2 separate regions of the Homo sapiens genome follow, and region 2 is linked to region 1. Evidence: read pairs that join two places in POLR2A ChIA-PET (ENCODE). Cell type or tissue: Caco-2. All regions are shown on one strand.

Region 1 (8,000 bases):
ACCCACCTGACCAGCTCTGCCATGCTGGCCCGGGGCCTCGACCCTCTCTGGATCTCTGTCTCCCCATCGGCAGAGTGGGTGTGGCCCCACAAGCCCTACCCACCCTCCAGGGAGTATCTGGGGTACAAGTAAGCTAATAAGCTAAGTGGAGAAGGGTGTGACTGGACAAGTTCACCCAGGATTATTCCTAAACAAGCACCAGGCACACACTCGTGCTCTGGCCCTCACCCACCATCCAGGGCAGCAGACGGAGGCCATTCCCAAGACCTACTCCCACCCCCATGACTAGGGGTCTTCAAGGGGCTGAGCCTGGCCCATACAGGTAGACCCTGGGCCCAAGATCTTGCCCCCAGACCCACACCCCAGCCAAGTGCCCCAACCCCATGAAACACACTGGCTCTCATCCCCCACTTCCTGTGTGGAACAATGGCCAGGAGGCAGGCCCATGCAGCTGCTGACCTGCCACTGACCTGCCGCAGGACACTAAGCAAGCCCTAGGGCCCCCAGGCCACACCCTCTACAAATCAAATTAAAGCTGGGGCCCTTTCCCCAGAAAAATGCTCACACTCAAAATCAGGGGGGCAGTTTTAGGGAGTTTGAGGACCTTCTGGAGGCTGCTCACACACCCTAGACCAGACAACCAGGGACAGCCACGTGCTAAGGGCCCTCAGCTCAGAGCTTCAGGCAAGAGGCTACCGGGACTCCATCCAGATCTCAGATCCCTGGTTCTGAAATCCTCAGCTTCCCAGGCCTTGGGAGGATAAGCAAACAGCAAGAGGGCCTGTTTTCCGGGTCTGACCCCCACCCCCACTCCATGTCCACGAGCCCTGGCCCTAGTACCTGCTGCAGGCCCTCCTGACCTCCCCGCAGCCTGTGCCCATGAACGCTGGCCCTGGTACCTGCTGCAGGCCCTCCTGACCCCCCCTCAACCCCCATGGCCACGAGGCCCAGCCCTGGTACCTGCTGCAGGTCCTTCTGACCTCCCCCGACCCCCATGCCCATGGGCCCCAGCCCTGGTACCTGCTGCAGGCCCTCCTGACCTCCTGCCAGCCTGTGCCCACAAGCCCCAGCCCTGGTACCTACCGCAGGCCCTCCTGACCACCCCCCACCCCCGTGCCCATGGGCCCCAGCCCTGGTACCTGCTGCAGGCCCTCCTGACCTCCTGCCAGCCTGTGCCCACAAGCCCCAGCCCTGGTACCTACCGCAGGCCCTCCTGACCACCCCCCACCCCCGTGCCCATGGGCCCCAGCCCTGGTACCTGCTGCAGGCCCTCCTGAGCCCCGCTACCCAGCCTGTGCCCAGAAGCCCTGGCCCTGCTACCTGCTGCAGGCCTTCCTGATCCCCCACCCCGCAGCCTGTGCCCACAAGCCCCAGTACCTGCTGCAGGCCCTCCTGACCACCCCCCAGCCTGTGCCCACAAGCCCTGGCCCTGGTACCTGCTGCAGGCCCTCCTGCAACTCCCGCAGTGACGCCGTCAGCCGCTGGTTCTCAGCACGCAGCTCAGAGACAAGGTCCACATTGTCTGGCTCCTTCTCCTTCTCCTTCTCCTTCTCCTTCTCCTCTGCCCCAGGGGGCGGGCCCCTGGCCCTTCGAAGCAGTGCACACTCTTCCTCCAGCCGACTCACTTTGAGCTTGAGCTGATCCACCTGGAGCCCAAGACATGGGTCAGCCCAGAGGGAGACACACTGGGAGCCACGGGTTACAGGGGTGGGAAGACCTGCTCCCTCACTCCTGGGTGCCTCCCAGATTCCCAGAGAAGCCGAAGCAGGAGTCCTCCCCAGGCTTGTCTATGAAAACAGGACAGGCTGGACAGATATAAAACAAACAGGGCTGAGGAAGGAGCAGTGGGTAGCAAGGCCAAGGACACCCTCCCAGGGGAATCCACTCTAAGAACTTGTGGGCGGACATGCTGCATCACGACACGCTGTCTGTCCCGCACTTCTGACACTGACTCCCGTCAATTTAGCCCAGTATTCTCATGGCAGAAAAGGAGGAGGGCCGCATCAAGAAGAAGTGGGGCCAGGCACAGTGGCTCACGCCTGTAATCCCAGCACTTTGGGAGGCTGAGGCGGGCCCTCAGTGGATCACCTGAGGTCAGGAGTTTGAGACCAGCCTGACCAACATGGTGAAACCCCGTCTCTACTAAAAATACAAAAATGAGCTGGGCGTGGTGGCACATGCCTGTAGTCCCAGCTACTAGGGAGATTGAGGCACGAGAATCATTTGAACCCAGGAGATGGAGGTTACAGTGAGCCAAGATTGCGCCGCTACACTCCAGCCTGGGCAGCAGAGCAAGACTCTGTCTCAAAAAAAAAAAAAAAAAAAAGAATAAGGGAAACCAGGCCTAACACTTTAGAAGGCCGAGGCGGGCAGATGGAGACTAGCCTAGTTAACACAGTGAGACCTCGTCTCGACAAAAAAAATTTAAAACATTAGTTGGGTGTGGTGGTGCGCGCCTATTATCCCAGCTACTCAGGAGGCTGAAGCGGGAGAATCACTTGAGCTTTGGGAGGTTGAGGCTGCAGTGAACCATAATCGTGCCACTGCACTCCAGCCTGGGCAACAGAGCGAGACCCTGTCTCAAAAAAAAAAAAAAAAAAAAGAAGAAGAAGGAGAAGGGGGTGAGGAGGAGGAGGGGAGGAGGAGGGAGGGGGAAGAGGTAGAAGGAGAAGGAGGAGGAGGAGAAGGAGAAGGAGGAGGCGGGAGGAGGGCAGAGTGGGAGGAGGAAAGAAGGAAGAAGGAAGAAAGAAGAAAGAAAGAAGGAGAAAAAAAAAAAAAACAGGGTCAGACCCCAGCTCCGTCTCTAGCTCAGTGTGACCCTGGGCAAGTCATGGCCCCTCTCTGTGCCTCAATCATCTCATCTGTACGGGGGGGGTGTGAGGGGAGAGGAGAGGGCAATGGTTTTGAGAGTTGAGGGACTCATCCAGTCCGGGAACCAGATGCTCCCCGCAACAAGCCAACATCTCACCTCAACACACTCTCAGAGACTCAGACTTGGTCTGGTCCACCCTGAAAGGAATTCCTAACAAAGCCTCCACTCCAGAAGATTTGGCTGTTGGTTCATCTCCCTCAAGAGCTCCAGTTCCAGGGTTCAGGTTTCAATTTTGCTACTTCTAGGCTCTGTCATCCTGAGCAAGTCACTTACCTCCTCTGGGCCTCAGTTTCCTCATCAGTAAAATGGGCCCAGTCAATCCCCTGGCCCCATCATTTGCCTCCCAAAGGTGTTGCAAGAATCAAACAAGACAGCAAGTGGGCAGAGGCCTCTAAACTATGAAGGGCTACAGAGCTGCCACAGTGTGACCGTGGCTGTCTTCACAGCTTCAAACAAAATCCCATGCCCCTAACCAATCACCAGTTCGGAGTGTGCAGCCAGAAGTTGGCCTGGTATGGGGGGTGGGCAGCTGTGGTGTGACCACCAAGCTGGGAGCAGACGTGCATGGCCAGTTTGCTGGACTATGAGTGCACTCAGCCAAGCGTGACGCATGTGGGGTCTGAGGTGGCCAGACAGTGACAAGAGTGGCAGCAGGTGGCAGGCCATAAAATGAAGTCATTGTTGGGAAAAGGTCACAATGACTTCTGGTGCTACAGTCAGGCATGCAATATTTGGTGCCCTAGGAGTCCCCTGGCCTCTCTTGGAAAGTGACTTGCTAGTTCCCCAGCCTTGAGAGGTTAGAATGGCAGCCCCCCCTCCACACACACACACACACACACACACACACACACACACACACACACACACACACACGGGTCTGGAGGCTGGGTCAGGCAATTCTACAAATTAACAGTCCACTCCTCCTCCTCCGCAAGAGACTCAGAAAGAAATTCATGACTCCCGCATTCCTTTCCACTCACAAAACATGCTTTGTGAACAGCCAGAGAAAGACAGCTCGTTACAAGGACAACTGTGGTCACACCCTCTCAGCAAACCGCAGCCACACACCAGGGCCTCCTGCCTGACCCCTGGCCAGCCGGCTTCCCTGATGAGCTCAGAGGACAGGACACCTGGGAGTCTCCGACGAGCAACAGGAAATACGGATGCATTTAATCCCGGCGTACAAACTCACTGAGCACAAAATTATAGCGTTCGTTCCTTCAGTTTATGTTGCTTAGAAATAACAGCTCATTAAATTTGCACCTTATAAAACAGGGTATTAAATCCCAGCCGCCACACACCTGCCTATGGGAGGTGGGGATGCAAGCCGCCAAGCCAGGCACGATCAGGTGCTCTGTTCAGATCCATCTGCAACACCTTTGTTAATTTTGGAGCAGAAAAGCTCCAAACATAAATTATAAATTAAGGTAAATTTATAGTAGCTAAGTTTAATTTCACTTCTTTTTTTGTTGTTGTTTTTTGAGACAGAGTCTCGCTGTGTCGCCCAAGCTGGAGTGCAGTGGCTCAATCTTGACTCACTGCAACCTCCACCTCCCGGGTTCAAGCAATTCTCCTGCCTCAGCCTCCCGAGTCCCTGAGACCACAGGTGCATGCCACCACGCCCGGCTAATTTTTTGTATTTTTAGTACAGACGGGGTTTCACCACGTTAGCCGGGATGGTCTCAATCTTCTGACCTCATGATCCACCCGCCTCAGCCTCCCAAAGTGCTGGGATTACAGGCATGAGCCACTGCGCCTGGCCAATTTCACTTCTTAGGTCCCTAAAATAGGAAAAAGCAGCCACTCTGCGTAGAGGCAGATGACCTGCAGACTACAGAGGCACCTCCGACCATCTCTTTTCCATCCCCCTCCCCTGTCCCAGCAGCCCCCAGATGGCCACACACGCAGGACATCTCCCAATCGCATCACACCCAACCCAAAGGTGGGACAAGCCGTGAGGGCTGCAGCCCCTCCCAGTACCCCCAGCCTGCAGCCCTCACGCCGTCCTCTCTAAGCAGTAAATTATTTCTTCTGAGAAAACCCTACAGCAAGCCCCATGTCTGTTTCAGAAAAAAGGGGAAGCCCTCTGGGTAAAGAAAGGGGAGCACTCCTACCTGCCAGCCACCGCCCCTCAGCAGTGCTGAGAGCCAACTCAGAAATCCTTCAATCCGGCTGAACACAGTGGCTCATGCCTGTAATCCAGCACTTTGGGAGGCTGAGGCGGGCAGATCGCCTGAGGTCAGGAGTTTGACACCAGCCTGGCTAACATGGTGAAACCCCATCTCTACTAAAAATACAAAAAAAAAATTAGCCAGGCATGGTGGCACACACCTGTAATCCCAGCTACTCAGGAGGCTGAGGCAGGAGAATCGCTTGAACGTGGGAGGCAGAGGTTGCAGTGAGCAAAGATCTCACCACTGCACTCAAGCCTGGGTAACAAAGCAAGACTCCATCTCAAAAAAAAAAAAAAAAAAATTCCTTCAATCCCAGGACATTGGGAAAGTGCTCTAACCAACTTCTCTGTGCCTCAGTTTCCTCCTCTAGAAATGGGGAAGATAGTGTTGTCCACCCCAGCGTAGGGTGGCTGGAAAATTAAAGGGGTCTGTGCATGGCAAGCACTGAGGATGGTATCTATAAAGCACAAGGCCGTTTTATAATTGTTACATCATCCTTATCTGTGATGAGGATGAGGAAACTGAGGCACAGAAAGGAAAGCCTTCCCCATGCCACATGGTTTTTCACAGTAGAGCAGGCCTGGGACATGTCCCTGTCCCTGCCCATCACTCCTCAGAAAGCCTCCGTCTCCTGCCACACACCAACCAGGCCCTCGAACGATAGCCTCAAGGTCATCTCACAACCTCAAACCAGCCACCTACATCCTCAAGCAGGACCAGCAGCCTGGACCCTTCAACTGGTGGCCTCAACACCCCCATCAGGGCTCACCTCCCCAAGATATCGACCCACCTGGCGTGCACAAACCGAGGACTGGCACACCAGTGCACCCACATCTACAGCCTCACAGCCACCTGCAATGCTGTAGCCACGGCCCAAGGCTCCTGGGGTAGGGAGGCTTCAAACTCCACGGTCAGAACCCACTGTGCAGCCTCGAGCAACATGGCTGGAGAGAGCCTCCTGCGTGCCGTGCGGCCTGCACTGCTAAGCCCTTGACGTGGATCAGCTCATTAAATCCTTGGAACAACGCCCTGTGGCAGTCAAATACTGGTATTATCCCCCTGCTGAGTCCCAGTCAGAAACCAAGAAAGTGAGATGCAGTAGGAGGCACAGCCTCACTTGCTGCTGGAGGGAGTCAGGTGAGACTTCCCCACACAGGGAGTAGGCGGAACAGCAGCGTGGGAAGGGGGCTGGCACTGGAGCCAGCCGGACCCGGTTCAAATCCAGGCTGTGCCGCTTCCTGGCTCTGTGACCTTGAGCAAGTCCTTTCACTAATCTGAGTCTCAGAGTCTGTATTTGCAAATGAGGGCTTGGCGTATGGTGCTTTGGTGAGGATTAGAAGACATGATGTTTAACCTATGTGTCTCTTGATAATAATATCAACAATGGCTACTGATGACACAAGTTGTGAGCAGTGTGCTAGGGACTGTACATGTTTGAAACTGTGTCTTAAACTCACCGGGCCAGGTACGGTGGCTCACGCCTGTAATCCCAGCACTTTGGGAGGCCGAGGCGGGCAGATCACCTGAGGTCAGGAGTTCGAGACCAGCCGGGTCAACATGGTGAAACCCCATCTCTACTAAAAATACAAAAATTAGCTGGGTGTGGTGGCACGAGCCTGTAATCCCAGCTACCCGGGAAGCTGAGGCAGGAGAATCGCTGGAACCCGGGAGGCAGAGGCTGCAAGGAGCCGAGATCACACCACTGCACTCCAGCCTGGGCAACAAGGGTGAGACTCCATCTCAAAAAAAAAAAAAAAAAAAACAACTTATCAAATCCTCATAACCCAGTGTTTCTTGGCCCCGGCCCTACCGATGTTTTAGGCTAGGTAATTCTTTGCTGGGGACTGTCCTGTGCCCTGCAGGGCGTTTGACAGCATCCCTGGCCTCTACACACCAGATGCCAATAAATCCCCACTAATTGTGACAACCAGAAATATTTCCTAGACATGGCCAGATGTTTCTAGGGGGTCAGAATCACCCCCCATTGAGAACCACAGTCATAACCCAATGAAGTAGGTACACCGAGCACTAAAAGGACTTATCCACGTCAAAGAGCCAGCAATGGTGGCTCTGGGACACAGGCTGGCTGGCTACTACATTGCAAAAGCTGCCCCTTCCCTTGCCTCCCCGACCCATCTCCCCAGGGCCTACCGCCAGCTGCAGGTCACGGCTGCGAAGTACAGCCGAGTTCTTCTCCTCACTGAGCTGTGCCAGGCGCATGGCGATCATGTAGTTCTCATCCTTGAGCCGCAGCAGCTCCAGGCTGCCCGCCTCCCAGTCCTCCCGCAGCCGTTGACAGCGCTCCTGAGCCTGCTGCTGGTCCCGCAGCCGCTGCTCCAGCCCTGCCCGCTCCTCCTCGAGCACCCGGCCCCGGGCCTGCAGTTGCTGCTCCCGCTGCAGCTGGCTCTTGCGAGCTTCCCGCAGCCGTCGCACCTCTGTCATCAAGAATTGGGTCAGGCCCTCAGGCCCCTCCTCATCTGCCAGGACAGAACAGGGGACAGAATAGGCAGCTCAGGCAAGTAAAATCCAGGAGATAACATACTGTGTCAAAAAACTCAAACCATAAAAACACTAGAGGGAAATTCTGGAATATATTTGTAGAATTGGGAGCAGGGGAGGTCTTCCTAAACAACACACAAAATCCAGGAGTTATAAGAGAAAAAAGATGGACAAATCCATATAAAAATGTTTAAACCTTTGAAAAATGAAAGATGTAACAAAGTTAATAAGCAACAGAGTGGGAGAAAATATAACAAGAACTCAGAGCCGTAATATATAAAGAGCTCCTACAAATCAATAAGATCAACAACCAAATAAAAATATGGACAAAAACTATCAATAGGCAAGTCCCAAAATAAAAATAGTTAATAAATACAGGAAAATATGCACCAACCTATCAACAATAATTACAGTAGCTACTAATATTTGTTAACTTCATTCTTTGTGCTAGATAT
Region 2 (8,000 bases), 140 kb after region 1:
ACACTCGGCTAATTTTTGTATTTTTAGTAAAGGTGGGGTTTTACCATGTTGGTCAGGCTGGTCTTGAACTCCTGACCTCAGGTGATCCACCCGCCTCAGCCTCCCAAAGTGCTGGGATTACAGGCGTGAGGCACTGCGCCCAGCCGGATTAGTCACACATTTTTATGCGAAGCATTGAAATAAATGAGACCTTGAACTTTTGAAGCCATACCGCCTGGCTTCACATGCCACCTCTGGGCAGGCCACTCAGCGTCATCATCTGGAAAATGCAGACTGTAACAATCTCTACCCTGTAGGGTGGCTGCTGAGGACTCAGCTTGGCTCAGTGCCCACTGCAGGGTTGGCACTCAGTGGATAAGCTGATTTAACTGTGACAATGTTAAGACCATTCTGGGCGGTGTCTTTCACACTCTTTGGAAACCCTGGGCTGGAGAATTCTCAGGGCTGGGTGCGTTCTGCCCCTGGCCTAAGCCTGCCTCCGCCCTTAGGTACCTGATGAAGTTCCTGGCACGGCTGGCCGAGGAGCAGGAGGTGAACAAGATGACACCCAGCAACATCGCCATAGTCCTGGGACCCAACTTGCTGTGGCCACCTGAGAAAGAAGGGTGAGGGGCCGCGGGCTGGGGGAGGTGGCAGGAGGAAGGCAGATCCCATCCCAACTATCTGTTGTCTATTTTTCCCCGGGGCCTTGGTGTCCCCATTTTTGGAGTGGGTTGAGCAGCTCCTGTTTTTGAGGCTGCCGTGAGGAACAGGCCAAAGGGGCTGTGCAGGCCACAGGGCTTTGGAGAGAGGCAATTCTGGCATTTTGGCCAGTGGTGGTGATGAGGTGTTTAGTGGCATGGGGGAGCTGGGAGCCCAGAGATCGGGTTCTTTTTTTTTTTTTTTTTTTTGAGATGGAGTCTTGCTCTTGTTGCCCAGGCTGGAGTACAGTGGCGCAATCTCGGCTCACTGCAACCTCCGCCTCCCGGGTTCAAGCGATTCTTCTGCCTCAGCCTGCCAGGTAGCTGGGACTACAGGTGCGCACCACCACTCCCGGCTAATTTTTTGTATTTTTAGTAGAGACAGGGTTTCACCGTGTTAGCCAGGGTGGTCTCGATCTCCTCAGCTCGTGATCCACCAGCCTCGGCCTCCCAAAGTGCTGGGATTACAGGTGTGAGCCATCGCGCCCCAGGTGTGAGCTGCCGCGCCTGGCTCGATCAGGTTCTACTAATAGCTCCACCCCTCCACCTTCCAGAGATGGGCCTGAGGAAGACACCCTCAGAACCTCGATTTCCTCATCTGTAAATTGGGGAGAAATCATACAAACTTTGAGGGCTTTTGCTTTGGGGAGTGAGTGATATGATGAATTGGAAAATGTTTTAGAAACTGTGAAGTGCAAGCCAGGTCCAGTGTCATGCCTGTAATCCTAGCACTTTGGGAGGCCAAGGTGGGAAGATCACTTGAACTCAGGAGTTTGAAACCAGCCTGGGCAACTTAATGAGACCCTGTCTCTACAAAAAATTAAAAAGATTAGCCAGGCATGGTGCACACCTGAAGTCTCAGCTACTCAGAAGGCTGAGATGGGAGGACTGCTTGGGCCCAGGGAGTCAAGGCTGCAGTGAGCCATGATGGAGCCACTGCATTCCAGCCTGTGTGACACAATGAGACCCTGTCTCTAAAAATGAAGAAATAGGCCGGGGGCAGCGGCTCACAGCTGTAATCCCAGCACTTTGGGAGGCCGAGGTGGGTGGATCACCTGAGGTCGGGAGTTCGAGACCAGCCTGGCCAACATGGTGAAACTCCGTCTCTACTAAAAATACAAAAATTATCTGGGCGTGGTGGTACGCGCCTGTAATCCCAGCTACTCGGGAGGCTGAGGCAGGAGAATCTCTTGAACCTGGGAGGTGGAGGATGCGGTGAGCCAAGATCGGGCCACTGCACCCCAGCCTGGGTGAGAGAGCAAGACTCTGTCTCAAAAAAAAAGAAGAAATAATAAAATTAAAGTGTAAAGTGCAGTGCTATGTGAGGAGTCATCATTATTTACCTGGCCACAGATGGCAAGATTTCCTCCCACGTGCTGATTGCATTTGCTTGGTAGAGGCTGTCCAGATCACAACTATGAGGAAAAGGGTCCTTGATTAATTAGTGATGTCTGTCAGGGTGAAGGAAGGGGGACATTTGGCATGTGAGTGACACATTTACCATCAACTGGTGGTTTGTGGGCTTTTTGAGAACAAGGACTCAATATGATGGATCCTTGTGTCTCCATTGCCCAGCACAGAGCCAGCCAGAGAGTTGGGGTCACAAACCCTTTGCTGAGCAGATGCATCTCTTTGTCCCAGGGACCAGGCCCAGCTGGATGCAGCCTCCGTGTCTTCCATCCAGGTGGTGGGCGTCGTCGAGGCGCTGATCCAGAGCGCAGACACCCTCTTCCCTGGAGGTGAAGCTCCTGCCTGCATGGACGCCCTGCTGGGTGCCCTCCTTCTGCCCTGCTCCCTCCCCTGTAGCCCCACAAACTCACCATAAGTCCAGGAGGAAGTCTGAGCCTCAGTTTCTCATTTTTACAACGGGGATGGTCTGCCTGCTTTGTGGGGTGGTGGTGAGGCTCACACGGGAGTGGGGAAGCTGAACATGGTCCAGATGGGTTCAGGGGAAGGGGAAACGGTCCCGGCCAGTGGAGTGAGGAGCCTGGCGCGGTCTCTGAGAGCCGTCTCCGCTCCTTCTGTCTCCAGACATCAACTTCAACGTGTCAGGCCTCTTCTCAGCTGTTACCCTCCAGGACACAGTCAGTGACAGGCTGGCCTCTGAGGAACTTCCGTCCACTGCCGTGCCCACCCCAGCCACCACCCCGGCTCCGGCTCCGGCTCCAGCTCCAGCTCCGGCCCCAGCCTTGGCTTCAGCAGCTACCAAGGAAAGGTGAGGACTGAGGGGCTTGAATGGCTCCTGTGGTACTCCCACAATCAGCCTGCCTGAGGCGCCATGTCTCAGAGCTGGAAGCTGAATTTTTGGAAATGTAATTATTAGTGTTTTCATCCCAAAGACCGGATCTCCTAGTTTGGAGAGGGTGGGGCAGAGACTCAGAGGCGGAATTTGTCTCAGCCACTGATGTGTGCCCTATTCATCATGTAGCAATTTCCTGAGCACCTACTATATGCCAGGCTTTGTTTCCAGTCCTAGGGAACTCAAGAGATGATCATTTTGGAATCTATAAATACCTTCCAGTTTTGTTTTGTTTTTTTTTTAAGACAGAGTCTCACTCTGTCGCCCAGGCCAGAGTGCAGTGGCACAATCTTGGCTCACTGCAACCTGTGCCTCCCAGGTTCAACTGAGTCTCATGCCTCAGCCTCCCGAGTAACTGGGATTACAGGTGAGTGCCACCACACCTGTCTAATTTTTGTATTTTAAGTAGAGATGGGGTTTCGCCATGTTGGCCAGGCTGGTCTTGAACTCCTGGCCTCAAATGATCCACCCACCTTGGCCCCTGAAAGTGCTGGGATTACAAGTGTAAGCCACTGCACCCAGCCTCTTTTTTTTTTTTTTTTCTGAGATGGAGTTCACTCTGTTGCTTAGGCTGGAGTGCAATGGCGAGATCTTGGCTCACTTGCAGCCTCCCGGGTTCAAGCAATTCTCCTGCCTTAGCCTCCCGAATAGCTGTGACTTCAGGCGTGCACCACCATAGCCGGCTAATTTTTGTATTTTCAGTAGAGACAGGGTTACCCCATGTTGGCCAGGCTGGTTTTGAACTCCTGGCCTCAAGCGATCCGCCTGCCTCAGTCCCCCAAAGTGCTGGGATTACAGGCATGAGCCACAGTGCTTGGCCACCGTCTTCTCTTTGATCGTTTAAATCTGGAAGGGCTTCGTGGTACCGTGGTGCCTCCATACCAAGCAGCTACTATTCAGGATACCACAGAGCACTGCGGCTCACACCTTGAATTTCCTGATGAGCAAGACAAATGCTCACATTTCAGGGCACAGGGAGAGAGAGAGACAGCATCAAGCACAGCCACCAGTGCGTTCTCTCTATAGTGTCAGGTGGAGAGGCGCTGCTAAGGGAGGGGGAGCAGGTTAAGGGGGAGCGTGGGGGCTACTTTAGCTGTGGGGCCAGGAAAGACCTCGCTAAGGAAGAAACGACCAAGCAGAGACCCGAAGGCAGTGAGGAATGAGCCTAGGACCCCCTCTGCTTCTCACCCACTCTCTGGCTTCCAGTGGCCAAAGCATCTCATAAAGATCACGTGGCCCGGCACGGTGGCTCACGCCTGTAATCCCAGCACTTTGGGAGGCCGAGGCAGGCGAGATCGAGACCATCCTGGCTAACACGGTGAAACCCCGTCTCTACTAAAAATACAAAAAATTAGCTGGGCATGTTGGTGGGCGCCTGTAGTCCCAGCTACTCGGGAGGCTGAGGCAGGAGAATGGTGTGAACCCAGGAGGCAGAGCTTGCAGTGAGCCAAGATTGCGCCACTGCACTCCAACCTGGGCAACAGAGCGAGACTCCGTCTCAAAAAAAAAAAAAAAAAGATCACTTGGAGGCAGATTGGGCAACATAGCAAGGCTGTGTCTCTACAAAAAATAAATGAGGTCGGTGTGGTGGTGCACACCTGTGGTCCCAGCTACCCAGAAGGCTGTGGTGGGAGGATTTCTTGACCCTAGGAGGTCGAGGCTGCAGTGAGCAATGATTGTGCCATTGCACTCAGCCTGGGCAACAGAGTGAGATCCTTTCTCAAAAAGAAATGGCCAGGTGTGGTGGCTCACGCCTGTAATCCCAGCACTTTGGGAAGCCAAGGCAGGTAGATCACGTCAGGTCTGGAGTTTGAGACCAGCCTGGCAAACATGGTGAAATCCCATCTCTACTAAAAATGCAAAAAATTAGCCAGGCATGGTAGTGCGCACCTGTAATCCCAGCTACTCGGGAGGCTGAGGCAGGAGAATGGCTTGAACCGGGGAGGCAGAGGTTGCAGTGAGCCAAGATCGTGCCATTGCACTCCAGCCTGAGCAACAAGAGTGAAACTCCATCTCAAAAAAAAAAAAAAAAAGAAAAAGAAATGGCCGGGTGTGGTGGCTCACACCTGTAATCCCAGCACTTTGGGAGGCTGAAGCAGGTGGATCACTTGAAGTCAGGAGTTTGAGACCAGCCTGGCCAACATGGTGAAACCCCATCTCTACTAAAAATGCAAAAAATTAGCAGGGCATGGTGGCGCACGCCTGTAATCTCAGCTACTCAGGAGACCAAGACAGGAGAATCCCATGAACCCAGGAGGCGGAGGTCACAGTGAGCCAAGATCATGCCATCGCACTCCAGCCTGAGCGACAGAGCGAGACTTCTCAACAACAATAACAAAAAAAAACAAGCCTAGGTGGCGCACACTTGTAATCCCAGCACTTTGGGAGGCCGAGGTGGGCAGAAGATCGCTTGAGACCAGGAGTTCAAGAACAACATGACAAAACCCCGTCTCTACTACAAAAAAACAACAACAAAAAAATCTGGGCATGGTGGTGTGTGCCTATAATCCCAGCTACTCCAGAGGCTGAGGCAGGATAATTGCTTGAACTTTGGAGGTGGAGGCTGCAGTGAGCCAAGATCGCACCACTGCACTCCAGCCTGGGCGACAGAGTGAGACTCCATCTCAAGAAAAAAAACCACATGGAGGCCCTGAGCTGAGGCAGAGGTCAGGCCCTATGTCCCACCTCCCATCCTGGCCCTACCTACCAGGCAGGTGGGGCTCCCTCCTGGTCCCTAGAGGAACATGGACTCTGTCACAGGGTCACAAAGCAGCCAGGGGCTCAGTGGATGCAGACCCCAACCAATGCCAGAAGCATCTTCTGGGAGGGGTGCGTGGCATGGGGACAGAGTGATAGAGAGCGAGTGCTGGGAGGATCCGGACTCCACCTGGCAGCTGGAGACTCCTCAGGATTCCATGAGACTTCTGGGAGGTGGCTAAGTCTGCCCCATCCTCTCCTTCCCTCTGCAGGACAGAGTCTGAGGTGCCTCCCAGACCAGCCTCCCCCAAGGTCACCAGGAGTCCCCCGGAGACAGCTGCCCCAGTGGAGGACATGGCTCGGAGGAGTGAGTTGGCTGTGGGAGGGGAGGAGGGGACAGAGGGTGGGCGGGGAGAGGGGACAGGCAGTCCCAGGTCCTCCTATCTTTTTAGGCAGCCAGGGGAGGCCAGGAGTCAAGGTGATAAAGAGCCCAGGTCTTGCCACCTGGCACTCTGGGTTTAGATTTGACCTTGGGCAGGTGAGTTCACCTGTCTGAGCCTCACCTTCCTCCTCTGTGTAATGGGACAGTGTCTGCACTTACCTTATGGGGCTGCATGGAGCCTGCAGTGGTGCTGCAGGAAGAGTGCCTGGCCCTGGCACACAGCACGTGCCCACTAAGGGGGAGCCGGCGTGAGTACTGGGGTACTGGAGTCCCGTCCCTCCAGAAGCCCAGAGGTCACAGACTACAGTGGAAGGAGGGAGTCTTCAAAGGGCAGTGAAGGGGCTGGGCACAGTGGCTCACACATGTAAACCCAGCACTTTGGGAGGCTGAGGCGGGTGGATCACTTGAGGCCAGGAGTTCAAGACCAGCCTGGCCAACATGGTGAAACCTCACCTCTACTAAAAATACAAAAATTAGCTGGGCATGGTTGCGGGTGCCTATCATCCCAGATACTTAGGAGGCTGAGGCAGGAGAATCACTTGAACCCGGGAGGCAGAAGCTGCAGTGAGCAAAGATCACGCCACTGCACTCCAGCCTGGGTGACAAGAATGAGACTCTGTCTCAAAAAAAAAAAAAGAAAAAAGGCAGTGGCAGTGAAGGAGAGGAGGTGGCAGGGGTGGGAAGAAACCAGGGGCCTCCTTCTGAGCCCCTCTGGCACACTCACCTGTCAGTTTGGCCCAGAGCTGACCAGGTGAGAGAGTGACTGACACTCAGTGGAGGCAATGAGCAGTGGACAGCCAGGAATAGGCGGAACAGCTCTGGGAGCCTCGTGACCAGGGCTGGTAGGTAGTCTACAGTAAAATAAAAATGAACAAGATAGGCCGGGGACAGTGGCTTACACCTGTCATCCCAGCACTTTGAGAGACCGAGGCAGGAGGCTAGCTTGAGCCCTGGAGTTCAAGACCAGCCTGGACAACACAGCGAGACCCTGTCTCAAAATTTAAGAACTTTTAAAAATTCAAAATAAATGGGCAAGATAATTTCAGAGAACAAAAAGTCCTGCGAAGAAAATACATCTGGAAAATGTGACGGAGCAGCTGGGGTGGGGCATGGGGTGGGACTCTAACTAGGGTGCTCGGGGAGGGCCTCCAAGGGGGCAAAGGGCACAAGGAGAGGCCTAGACGATGAGGAGCCAGCCGCAGAAACGGTGTTCCCGGCAGAGGGAACAGCAGATGCAAAGGTTGTGAGGGGGCACGGAGCTTGGTGGATTCACCACAGGCCACGTGGACACTCAGCCTCCCTCACCCTTTCCTTCCTCAACAGCCAAGCGCCCGGCGCCAGCCCGGCCCACCATGCCGCCCCCCCAGGTCTCCGGCTCCCGCTCCTCCCCTCCAGCCCCGCCCTTGCCCCCTGGCTCTGGCAGCCCTGGGACCCCCCAAGCCCTGCCCCGACGTCTGGTTGGCAGCAGCCTCCGAGCCCCCACAGTGCCACCCCCGTTACCCCCCACACCCCCTCAGCCTGCCCGGCGCCAAAGCCGGCGTTCACCAGCCTCCCCCAGCCCGGCCTCCCCAGGTCCAGCCTCCCCCAGCCCAGTCTCTTTGAGTAACCCTGCACAGGTGGACCTGGGGGCTGCCACAGCAGAGGGAGGAGCCCCTGAGGCTATCAGTGGGGTCCCCACTCCCCCAGCTATCCCCCCTCAGCCCCGCCCCAGGAGCCTTGCCTCAGAGACCAACTGAGTGGCTGGTTTCTCCCTAAGCAGCCCTCAGCACCCCCTCCCTCCCCACCTGGCCCTCCCAGGACAGCTCTCGCCCCCCACAAAGGGGCATGGGCCTCCAGCCTTTGCCCACAAGTGCCTCAGTGCCCACTGGGTCGGCCCCCATGG

Evidence for each region. Peaks named below come from ENCODE experiments on the same cell type or tissue, not always from the same donor. Only the 100,000 strongest peaks of a DNase experiment are listed, where the experiment ranks them.
Region 2: POLR2A ChIA-PET joins it to region 1 with 5 read pairs; 3 of 35 experiments call an interaction of 5 or more read pairs at or near these places.

What each region holds. Positions count from the first base shown.
Region 1 is chr22:37,508,776-37,516,775 of GRCh38, forward strand. CARD10 (caspase recruitment domain family member 10) reads right to left here. Exons shown (of 20, transcript NM_014550.4): 3 at 7,198-7,523; 4 at 1,437-1,646. Among named protein-coding and RNA genes, the nearest start is that of CARD10, 6.6 kb to the right of the region's middle. RefSeq lists enhancers at 1-178, 179-1,005, 3,163-3,676. In Caco-2, no CTCF peak of the experiment used is centred here; DNase peaks (open chromatin) are centred at 3,556 and 3,936.
Region 2 is chr22:37,647,831-37,655,830 of GRCh38, forward strand. SH3BP1 (SH3 domain binding protein 1) reads left to right here. Exons shown (of 18, transcript NM_018957.6): 14 at 489-605; 15 at 2,322-2,419; 16 at 2,712-2,895; 17 at 5,949-6,043; 18 at 7,442-8,000. The coding sequence ends at 7,854. PDXP-DT (PDXP divergent transcript) reads right to left here. Exons shown (of 6, transcript NR_109952.1): 2 at 2,501-2,882; 3 at 2,024-2,095; 4 at 493-592. Among named protein-coding and RNA genes, the nearest start is that of PDXP-DT, 6.5 kb to the right of the region's middle. In Caco-2, no CTCF peak of the experiment used is centred here; no DNase peak of the experiment used is centred here.